Linked DNA regions of Homo sapiens: region 2 is linked to region 1. The links are chromatin loops, found by intact Hi-C in ENCODE. Cell type or tissue: chondrocyte. All regions are shown on one strand. Links, peaks and the distances in the headings refer to the core of each region. The heading gives the core; the rest is flanking DNA.

Region 1 (5,381 bases), core at 155-5,154:
CTTGAACCCGGGAAGCAGAGGTTGCAGCAAGCCGAGATCACGCCACTGCATTCCAGCCTGGTGACAGAGTGAGACTCCATCTCAACAACAACAACAAAAAGCTTTCTAAATATATACATACATTATATATAAATAATAGAAAGGAAGTTAGATATATAGTGATATATGTATACATAGGCATACATTATATATGTGTATATGTACACATATATATGACTATACATATTCTGTAACTTCCTTTTTTATTGAAAATATCTTGGAATGCTTACATGGCCTATGCAGATATCATTCTTTTAAATACCTAAAGAGTATCATTTTTTGCATAGAAGTGATATGTATTCACGCATTTATAGTAAGAAAAACACCATTAACACTGAAAAATGTAAATCAAGGTTTCCCCAATCCTCCCCAAACTATTCATTCCTATCTTCATTCTTCATAGCTAATCTCTCTTAAGTCTTTGTATATTCTCCCAGAAATATTGTGTGTGTGTGTGTGTGTGTGTGTGTGTGTGTGTATGTGTGTGTGTGTGTGAGAGAGAGTATTCTCCATTTTTCCATAAGCTTAAAGCCAAGCTGTTCTCTGGTACCCAGGAGGACACAGGTTTTCCCTTTCCTGTGCTGCTTCTCCACCTGGCAAGATCTGTGTGTGAGGTGTATGGAGGTGGATCAGCTGTTCATCAAGCCATACTCAAGAATGTTCTGTTCAATGTAATGAGACCTCTGTAAATGCCAGTGTGAGAGGAATTATATTTCTGATGTGGAACATTCTTTTAATGGAGAAATGGGCTATGGGAAAAAGCAGAACATGCTCTTATTTCAAACATTGGGGAGAGAGATGGAAAATTTTTCTTGTAAATTATTCGCTATGTTAAACTAAGTCATTCAGAAAATGCATTTTAATAGGGCACATAAAATCAACAGGATCAGCAGGTAGAGCATCTATTTAAATTGCCACCTGCCACAAAGAAGCTAACACTGTATTCTCCAGCTGAAGATATTCAATTGTGTATGCTTTAGGGGTATGGGTGATTCTAGCTCCTGGTTGCATTATAATTTATAATAAATGAGGCATGAATTTATAGGGATTATTTATTTACTTTGAAGCAAATCTGTGATCCATGAATGACCCTATTACCAGTTAATAGGAGGAAAGAATTACTTGTTATTGGAATGAAATAAGAATAAGATCTAAACATGTAACATGCTTGACACGCATAGAGTCTTCAAAATATCTCCCCAAAAGGTTCATGTCAATAACATTCACCATAGGATACACAAAATATGAGCTCATTATCCATATATGAGAGAGGGAATAATGGATGTCTTCATATCTGACTTGTCCAATTTTACCTAAAATACTAGTGAGCAAGTGGGAACCAGGACACAGATCTTCTAATTCAGCCAAGCATAATTTTCGCCATAAAGATTCTTAAGTCTGTATTCAAATAATAATCATGCAAACTAATATTGGTGTAGCATTTTACATTTTAAAAAAGCAATTTTTCAGCAAACAATCAACATAATATCTTAGTTAAAAATGGTTGGGAGGCCGAGGTGGGCGGATCACAAGGTCAAGAGATCGAGACCATCCTGGCCAACATGGTGAAACCCCGTCTCTACTAAAAATACAAAAATTAGCTGGGCGTGGTGGCGTGTGCCTGTAGTCCCAGCTGTTCGGGAGGCTGAGGCAGGAGAATGGCTTGAACCCAGGAGGTGGAGGTTGCAGGGAGCCGAGATCGCACCACTGCACTCCTGCTTGGCGACAGAGCGAGACTCCATCTCAAAAGAAAAAAAAAAAGGTAATATTCACAGCATTTCTTCAGAACAATAAACTATGGACCAAGGAAATGAAAAAACTTGTTTCAGATCATACCCCTAAAAAGTGGCAGCATTCAAATAGCAGCACTTTGGTTAGCAAATCCCACTTTTCTCCCCGAAATTTTATGACACCATTACATCTAGAGTTGCGATGCATATATTACTGTATCTCCCTTACCTTATGAAATAGGGAAGCATGGAGATTCTCATCCTTATTTCCTAGAACAGAAACTTCAAAGTACCAATGATTTAAAGTTACAGTCACGCTAATGGGAGGATTAGCAGTTAGCACCCAATCAAGTACACTCAGCCCCTTTATGTGAGACAACCGTTTACCTAAACAATCACGATAGTTTGTGACTATCGTGAAACAATCCCAGTCGAAGAAGCGCAATGCTTCTGTCCCATTAATGTTAAGGAAAATCCTCTTCGACTGAAGGATTTGGGCGAGGTTTTCTCAGTTTGACCACATGGTGGCAGTATTACCATGCATTGAAAGACTTCCAGCCCCAGCAGTTCAGAATAAGAGTGCGCTGCCAATTGGCTCAGAAAAACATCCTTTTGTGTCCTCTTTGACTTCGAGATGTGCAAAAAAAGATAGCAAGCTGTGTGGTCTCTGAATAGAGAGCTCTGTTTCTTCTTTCCAGCTTACTAGAAGGATATGGGTGCCGAGTGAGAGGCAATACTACAGCAGCCTAATGAGCCAATTATTTTGTTTGGCACAAATATCACTAGGGACTTAGAGAAAGGTGCTTTCATACAAGAAGGAAAGCAAAACACAACTAACAACTACAATTTCAGGCAAATCATGGACTTAAAACGTGTCCCTGAGTTTAAGTTTTATTATCTTGTCTCTTTATGTGACTTTCCAACAAGGAGCAAAGAAATATTTGGTTTGGCATTTTTCATTTTTATTGGTGACTTCTTCAAATTGACACAAGTTGTATTTGTCTAGCAATAAATCCACAGTGCAGCCTGCTTGCCAATCTATGCATTCAAAATATTTCATCTTGATTATATATATCAGGTGCACCAAAGGGACTATCTCATTTAATCTTAAAGTAATTGTGTATAATAGGTGTCATTATTTTCATTTTACACAGGAAGAAAGTAAAGTAAAAAAAAAAATAAACTAACTTCAGCTCCCAAAGACAGTAAATACACAGAATCTGAACAATCTAATGCATAAACCCACAATTTTCCTCCCCATCACACTCATTTTACATTCAAAATAATTTCTCTCCCATTAAAAATTATTTTTTTATTATTCAAATGTATTTTTAAATTTTTAAGTAGAGAAGTTTCAAGAAAGAAACAAAAAATCATGCAGGCTTTTTTTTTTTTTTTTTTTTTTGACTGAGTCTCATTCTATCGCCCAGGCTGCAGTGCGGCGGCATGATCTCGGCTCACTGCAACCTCTGCCTTCCAGGCTCAAGGAGCTCAAGCAAATTCTCATGCCTCAGACTCTCAGACAGCTGGGATTTCAAGTGTGTGCCACCATACCCCGCTAATTTTTTGTATTTTTAGTAGAGACAGGGCTTCACAATGTTGCCCAGGCTAGTCTCAAACTCCTGAGCTGTGGCAATCCACCCACCTTGGCTTCCGAAAGTGCTGGGATTACAGGCATGAACCACTGCACCTAGCCCGTTTTTTCTTCTCTCTCTCTCTCTTTTTAACATAGATTCCATAGCAAGGATGTATTGTAATTAATTTGACAGATCCTAACGGTTTATTTCCTCTCTGTATGATCTTAACTAAGAAAATGTATGGTTAGTTTTCTTTTAATTTAAAAATGACATCATAGCACCACACCAACAGACTAAATATGGTTAAAGAGTGGTTGGACCAGAAAGAAACTAATACAATAAAAAGAAATACTGTTTTTATGGTTTTGAAAACTATCACATAACCGCACTGCCGATCACCTTAAGGCTGCAGCAAGGAGCACTTAGGGGGCCAGGGACAGAGCCCAGCTGAGATTAGAAGGGAAATCATCTTTCCCCTGGGTGTTCAAATCCTCCTTCACAGGAGGTGCTCTCTGGCAGGCATTTACCTAAGATAAATGATCCACATGCTCTAGGCTCATGGTCATAGGTTCATCTACACACTTGTTTCCACTAGCAACTTGTCCCTGATTTTCCATTCGTGATCCTTTCATTATTCCACCCAAACCATTTGCCACTGCCCAGAAGTGTGTGCACGGGTGTGTGTATGTGTGCATATGCCTGCATCTTAGCAGGCAACATCTCCCACCACACCAAGCTCATGACCAGGTGTTTAAAACTCTGCCCAGCCAAAGTATTCTATTTCATCATTGTCCTTTAATGGTGCTATAATAGAACAATAGTGCATTTTCAGCTAGCACCAACATCATGCCAGTCCATTGTGAACCAGGCCTGGGTCCTTTCCTCAGTTGTCAACTAATCACAGGAAATATCCCAGCAAGCCGCAGGTGTGTGTCAAGAGAGAGGTGTCAGAATAACATGGGAGTGAGTCTAGGCTACCTGTTTGCTGGTATCATTTCTGGATCTTCTTGAGCTCAATTCCTAATACACCATTTCCAGCATACATTCAGCTTACAATAGACAATTTGTCAGTGAGATGTCATCAATAGAGTAGACAGCATGAAGGTCTGATAACAGCAAGATGGTTGTGATCTCTACAAGCAATATTACAACAGAGTGCGGGAGAATTAACACAGCCCTAAGACATGGGAGTGTATGGTTACTGCTTTTCTGCTTTACAAAGGTGAAATGATTTGGATCCTCCTCCACTTATGTGGTGAAAAATAATGCATTTTCCAACTTAAAATATGCATTCCAAGCACCAGAAACTGTTTAGTCCTGCTGCAGTAACACACCACACCAAGCCCAGCAGCTGCTACTAGAGCAGTACCTTGTTAGCTTATGGTATCCACTGTCACCCTCTACAAACCCTCTGGTGTTGCAGGGTGCATACTGTTCAAAGCAGCAATGATGGAGCCCCTCACCTCTGAATCCTTTAAATCTTTGAGAGTGGCAGTGTTGTGTCTGATTGGCTACCTCAACCAGCATGGCACAGGGCAGTTTCATGAGTTTCGACTCAGTCTTTTGTACCACAGTGGTCTTTATACCACAGTTCAGAGAACCAATGTGAACTTTCTACTGGAAGCTAAGGATTTCTAACTCACTTGCATCCTGAATAATAACTGTAAGAAAGACTTAGGATCAAATTCCATTTATTGCCCTGTCTCCACTGGCTCCAACTCCAAATGGAAGACTCCTAGCATATCAGTACCACAGCTGGTAGGCTTGCAAAGTCTTACAGAGCAAAGTCATTTGAACTTCTTCACCTACCCAGGCGTTCTGACCCATTCCACAATGCGCTTCCAAGGAGGTTTTGGCATCTCCACCGCATTCATTCTGGTCCATCTTTATATTGAAGCTTCAGGTGCCAGTTCAGAAAACTCCAGGTATATTTTCCAGAACTTGAATCTAGCATCATGGATGAGTGCCTCAACATCAAGTATCTCCCCCATTGGCCAGGTGCGGTGGCTCATGCCTGTAATCCAAGCACTTTGGG
Region 2 (5,381 bases), core at 113-5,112, 960 kb after region 1:
CCTGGGTTCTGGCCAGGCACGGTGGCTCATGCCTGGAATCCAGCACTTTGGGAGGCTGAGGCAGGTGGATCACTTGAGCTCAGGAGATGGAGACCAGCCTGGCCAACATGGCGAAACCCCATCTCTACTGAAAATACAAAATTACAGGTGTGGTGGCACACGCCTGTAATCCCAGCTACTCTGGAGGCTGAGGCAGGAGGATCACTTGAGCCCAGGAGGCAGAGCTTTCAGTGAACGGAGATCAGGACCCTGCACTCCAGCTTCAGCAACAGAGCAAGTTCAGGGCAGGAGGCGGGGTGTGGTGGGGGGAACTAGCCAGGGGCTCATCAGTCTCCCTTCATTTTATGAGGCTATGTTCCCCTTTTCTGCAGGGCAGTGGGAATTTGTGAGGATGAGCATTGGTTTAACCCTCACACTTCGAAGAAATCAGAAGGATCAGGGCTGCTCAATTAGAATTGTTATTCCCACTGGTCCCTCATGCAAACATATTGCATTTATTCATTCAACAAATAATTGTTAAGGACCCATTGTATGCCCAGCACTGCTTTAGGCTCTGGAGTTATAGCAGGGAACAAAACAAAGACAATGCTCTCATAGGCTCACAAATTCTGCTGAGAATTCGGATAAGAAATAAGCAAACAGGCTGTGCTTGGTGGCTCATGCCTGTAATCCTAGCACTTTGCATGGCTGAGGCTTGAGCCCAGGGTGGACTGCTTGAGCCCAGGAGTTCGAGACCAGCCTGGGCAACATTGTGAAACTCCGTCTCTACAAAAAATACAAAAAAAAAATTGCTGGGCATGGTGGTGTGTGCCTATAGTCCCAGCTACTTGGAAGGCTGAGGCGGGAGGATCGTCTGAGCTCAGGAGGTTGAGGTTGCAGTGATCTGTGATTGCACCCCTGCACTCCAGCCTGGGCTACAGAGAGAGAAACTCTGTCTCAAAACAAAACAAAACAAAACAAAAAAAATAGACCCTGTCTCAAAAAAAAAAAAAAAAAAAAAAAAAAAAAGCAAACAGTTAACATCATACCAGGCGGTGAAAGTGCTGGAAGACAGGATTGGGAGTGGCAAGGGTGGGCAAAACAAGGCCTCTGTGAGGAGGTGATGTTTAAGTACAAGGAGGTGAGGGCACTCCTGAGGCATCAGTGAGAGGGAGGGTGAGTGGGAGGAGAGGAGCTGGGTGAAGGGACTCCTGCCCTGATGGGAAGGAGTTTGGATGTGTTCAGAGTGCCCTGGGAAGCCTTCACAAGGCACTGGGCAGGAGTGACATGGCCTGACTTGCCTTTTCACAGGGTCACTTCTGACTGCTGAGAAGAAACAGGGGGAGGGGGTGACTAGCAAGACCATTTAGGATGTGATGGCAGCAAGCCAGGTCCAAACAGGTGAAGCCACTTGCCCAAGGTCAGGCAGCATTAATTCAGTTTAAATGTCACCTGTCTGACCTTTAGCCTGAGCTCTTAAAAACTTCTCCAGTCTCCAATACAAAGCAAATCATCCAAAAGCCAGCAGGAAAGGTTTTACCAGTTACAGTCTAACGGGCACTTACTATATGCCAGGCTCCCATTATCACATTGAATTCTCACAACCACCCAGTTTCATGCCCATTTTAAAGGAGAGGGAACTGGGGCCCACACACAGGTGAAATGATGCCCAAGGTCACATATCTAGAAAAAAGAAGAGCCAGTATTAGAGCCGGGTCATCTCACCCAAAGCCCTGGGCTCTTATCAACTCCAGTCAGTAGATTATCTGCACCCCCAGCCCTCCTCTCCTCACCACCCAGTTACTCTTCTCTGGCTTCACGCTGAAAAAGCAGTGGGGGCCGGGCGCGGTGGCCCACGCCTGTAATCCCAGCACTTTGGGAGGCCCAGGAGGGCGGATCACGAGGTCAGGAATTCCAGACCAGCCTGGCCAACATAGTGAAACCCCGTCTCCTCTAAAAATACAAAAATTTCCCTGGCACGGTGGCGCGCGCCTGTAGTACCAGCTGCTCAGGAGGCTGTGAGGCACAAGAATCGCTTGAACCAGGGAGGCGGAGGTTGCAGAGAGCCGAGACCGCGCCATTGCACTGCAGCCTGGGCGACAGAGGGAGACTCCGTCTCCAAAAAAGAAAAAAAAGGCCATAGGTACCGGCCACTGGCCGCGCTCTATGTCCGCCAGCAGATGGCGCCAGAGCATTAAGAGAACCTACGGGACATTTTCCTGCCCTGGTCTGTTCTCCCAGCAGCATCCCTGGCTCTTGAAGCCCCGCTGAGTGCAGCATCTATGTGCACACAGGGGCCTTTGCTTCCTGGCCCTGCAGCCTCAGGGGACCTGACAGAGCTGGAATCCTGGGTTCGGCAAGCCATCTCCCCAGGGGGCCCTGGGCAAGCCGCTGCTGCTATCTGGGCCTCCCTGGCCGGGCTGAACACAGGATGGCATTCCCATCGTGTGCACTTGTTCTCCCTCTTTGTTGAGTAATTGCTGTAAGGGGGACTTGACTGCATGCCTGCTTGGAACAGACTGAAAGATTCCGGAGAGAAGCCAGGGAAGGGAGCGTCCAGGCCCGAGGACCTTCAGCTCATTGGCCGCCTGCAGACCCGCCTGAAGGAGAGAGAGGACATCATCAAGCAGCTCACGGTGAGGCTGTCAGGGGGCGCCTCACCCACGCACCTGGCCGGGCACTGCGGGCTCCCCCGGGAGGGGCGTTCACTTGCACCCAGCATTTCTCTAGGTGCCCTAATATCTTACAAAGAATCCTTTCTTGCCGTGCGCGGTGGCTCAAGCCTGTAATCCCAGCACTTTGGGAGGCGGAGGCGGGTGGATCACTTGAGGTCAGGAGTTCGGGACCAGCCTAGCCATGTTGAAACCCTGTCTCTACTAAAAATACAAAAATTAGCTGGGTGTGGTTGTGGGCATCTGTAATTCCAGCTTCTAGGAAGGCTGAGGCAGGAGAATCACTTGAACCCGAGAGACAGAGGTTGCAGTGAGCCAGCATAGCGCCACTGCACTCCAGTCTGGGCGACAGAGCAAGACTGTCTCAAAGAAAAACTCCTTTCTTTTCTATTATTAAAGAAGACATACTCACTAAAAAATTAATACAGGAAAATAGGAGGCAAAAAAAAATCACTTTACTCCCAAGTCCAACAGCATTTGCCCCATGTTAATATTGGTTTTTTAACTTACAGAATTTGAGAAAATCTATAATGGCTTAGGTTTGAATTGTAGTAGAATTAGTGTTTTTATTGTTGATCTTCTTTTTGTAAAAATGACCACCTGTTTTCTACTTAGCAAAGCCACTCCCTAAGCCCCTTGGAAAGAACCCAGCTCCCTCTGATTCAGTATCCAACCAAGGCCTGCTGGTCATTTCTGCTCCTGCTCACCTGCCTCACTTCTGTATCTCTCTGTGCTTTGAAAATTAGGTGACATTGATATGGAATTATTGCTCATTTGCTACGTGTGAACAAAGGTATCATGGGTTTTTTTTTTTTTAAAGTAATCCTTATTTCTAAGAAATACATACTGATGTTTTTACAGAGAAAAATTATGTAATAACTGGAATTTAGTAATAATACAGCAGGAGAGAAAAAAGTGGAAAATGATACACACAAACAAGATCGGCCATATAGTTATTATAGGTAAAGTGGGGATGGATTTCATTACTCTCCCTATGTTTGTATATGTTAGGCAACACAAATGTCAAACAAGACAGAGGAAGAAAGGCGGCAAAATCCTTTGCATACCTGGGGGTTTTCTTTCTTTGCCTTAATTACTAACTTTCTGCATTAGGTTACCTTCACATGCTAAGAACAGTTGAATTTTCAATTTCCTAAGGCATCAGCTTGCCCTTTTCTTTACAAGAGGGGCTGGGGACATAAAAAAAGCAAAGGTGCTTCCTCAAAAGCTTCAGTGCCTGGCAGCTTTATTCCCACTGACTTCCCCTTCCTCCCCTGGACTTTCCTTCTCTATTCTGCCCTCACAGCCATCTTCCTTCAAGTCAAACCCAGTGCTGTGTGGTTAGGCTCATTTAGACTCAGTTGTATTGGTTTTCTAGGAAGAGAGAAGATTTCACTACGCAGCATTCCCCAGTGCCATGTCCCACCGGAATCGGTCTTTCTCTTTCAATCCTCACCCGGGATATTTGACCCCTTCCATGAAGGTAAATTGGTTCTAATGGTTTTAATGCATTATACAATTCCATTGGTTTCGTTTTTCTTAAAGGTAACCACAGGTTATTTAAGGGCTGGTGTACGCTCAGAAAAATATTCATTGGAAAAAAAAAACCCACTTGTTTATATCTATGGCTGGGCGGATTATGTGTGATTTTTATTTTTTATGGGATTTTGTATTTTCCAAATTTTCTAGAATAAATGTGTGTCAGTATTAAGAATAGCTCTATCTAGGTGATGGGAGGGAGAAGAGTAAGAATCTTCCACTTCTTAACTATTTCTGTACATATTTTTGGAATTTTTCACAATGAGCATATTCACATTCAATTATCTACTATCACAAAATCCTAAAGGCTCTTAAAAAATAGTATTTTTGGCTGGGTGCAATGGCTCACACCTGTAATCCCAGCACTTTGGGAGGCCGAGGTGGGTGGATCACTTGAGGTCAGGATTTCAAGACCAGCCTGGCCAACGTGGTGAAACTCCAACTCTATTAAAAATACAAAAATTAGCTGGGCTTGGTGGCAGATGCCTGTAATCCCAGCTACTCAGGAGGCCGAGGTAGGAGAATCACTTGAACCCAGGAGGCGGAGGTTGCAGTGAGCTGAGATCGCACCACCGTACTCCAGCTTGGGTGACAGAGCAAGGCTACATCTTAAAAACAAAAATAGTATTTTTAAAAATAGTTCACAGGACAATACACTTGTGACTTAACTAATGTCATCTCGTGTAGTTTTTATGTATCCCTCATTGTGACAAAATACAAGTTTCACTCCAGAAATTTAAATAAATGCATTTGAGGCTAGGGTGGGCCCATCCCCTGCTGGGGGTGTTACATGACCTTCTAAAATCTTAAACAAAATTGAGTTGCAAAACACATCCATCTCCAGAAGTTTTGGTTAAGAGGTTGTGAACATACATATTTATTTATAATACAAAATGAAGATTGGAGGGAAAAGTGCTTTAAAAAATAGCATGTAAGTGTATAAATGAAATTGTTGCTTCTTCTCCGATACAATTTTGATTGGGTGAGCATTATTTGCTTTTACAATAATGCTTTATTTTGTTTTTTGCATTGCATTGCACTAACCTGTCCATTAATACAAACAGAAAAAGAAGGTGGAGGACGTGCCCAGCCGCGTGGTCAGCGTGCCGAACCTCGCCTCCTATGCAAAGAACTTTCTGAGTGGCGATCTGAGTTCCAGGATTAATGCCCCTCCAATAACTACATCACCCA

The links. A loop is a pair of places that touch in the nucleus more often than their neighbours do. Peaks named below come from ENCODE experiments on the same cell type or tissue, not always from the same donor. Only the 100,000 strongest peaks of a DNase experiment are listed, where the experiment ranks them.
Region 2: a loop joins it to region 1, with 6 times the contacts of the local background. A loop is called at or near these places in 19 of 110 quality-filtered maps.

Annotation. Positions count from the first base shown.
Region 1 is chr4:18,590,648-18,596,028 of GRCh38, reverse strand. All of the region lies in intron 1 of LOC105374510 (a long non-coding RNA gene), which reads right to left. Among named protein-coding and RNA genes, the nearest start is that of LCORL, 570 kb to the right of the region's middle. In chondrocyte, for the core only: CTCF peaks have their summits at 2,077 and 2,291 (motif pointing right); no DNase peak of the experiment used is centred there.
Region 2 is chr4:17,633,762-17,639,142 of GRCh38, reverse strand. It overlaps MED28 (mediator complex subunit 28), which reads right to left. Exons shown (of 4, transcript NM_025205.5): 4 at 5,038-5,381. It overlaps FAM184B (family with sequence similarity 184 member B), which reads left to right. Exons shown (of 18, transcript NM_015688.2): 15 at 2,498-2,615; 16 at 4,030-4,134; 17 at 5,255-5,381. Among named protein-coding and RNA genes, the nearest start is that of MED28, 22 kb to the right of the region's middle. RefSeq lists a silencer at 2,266-2,355. In chondrocyte, for the core only: CTCF peaks have their summits at 1,933 and 2,149 (motif pointing right); no DNase peak of the experiment used is centred there.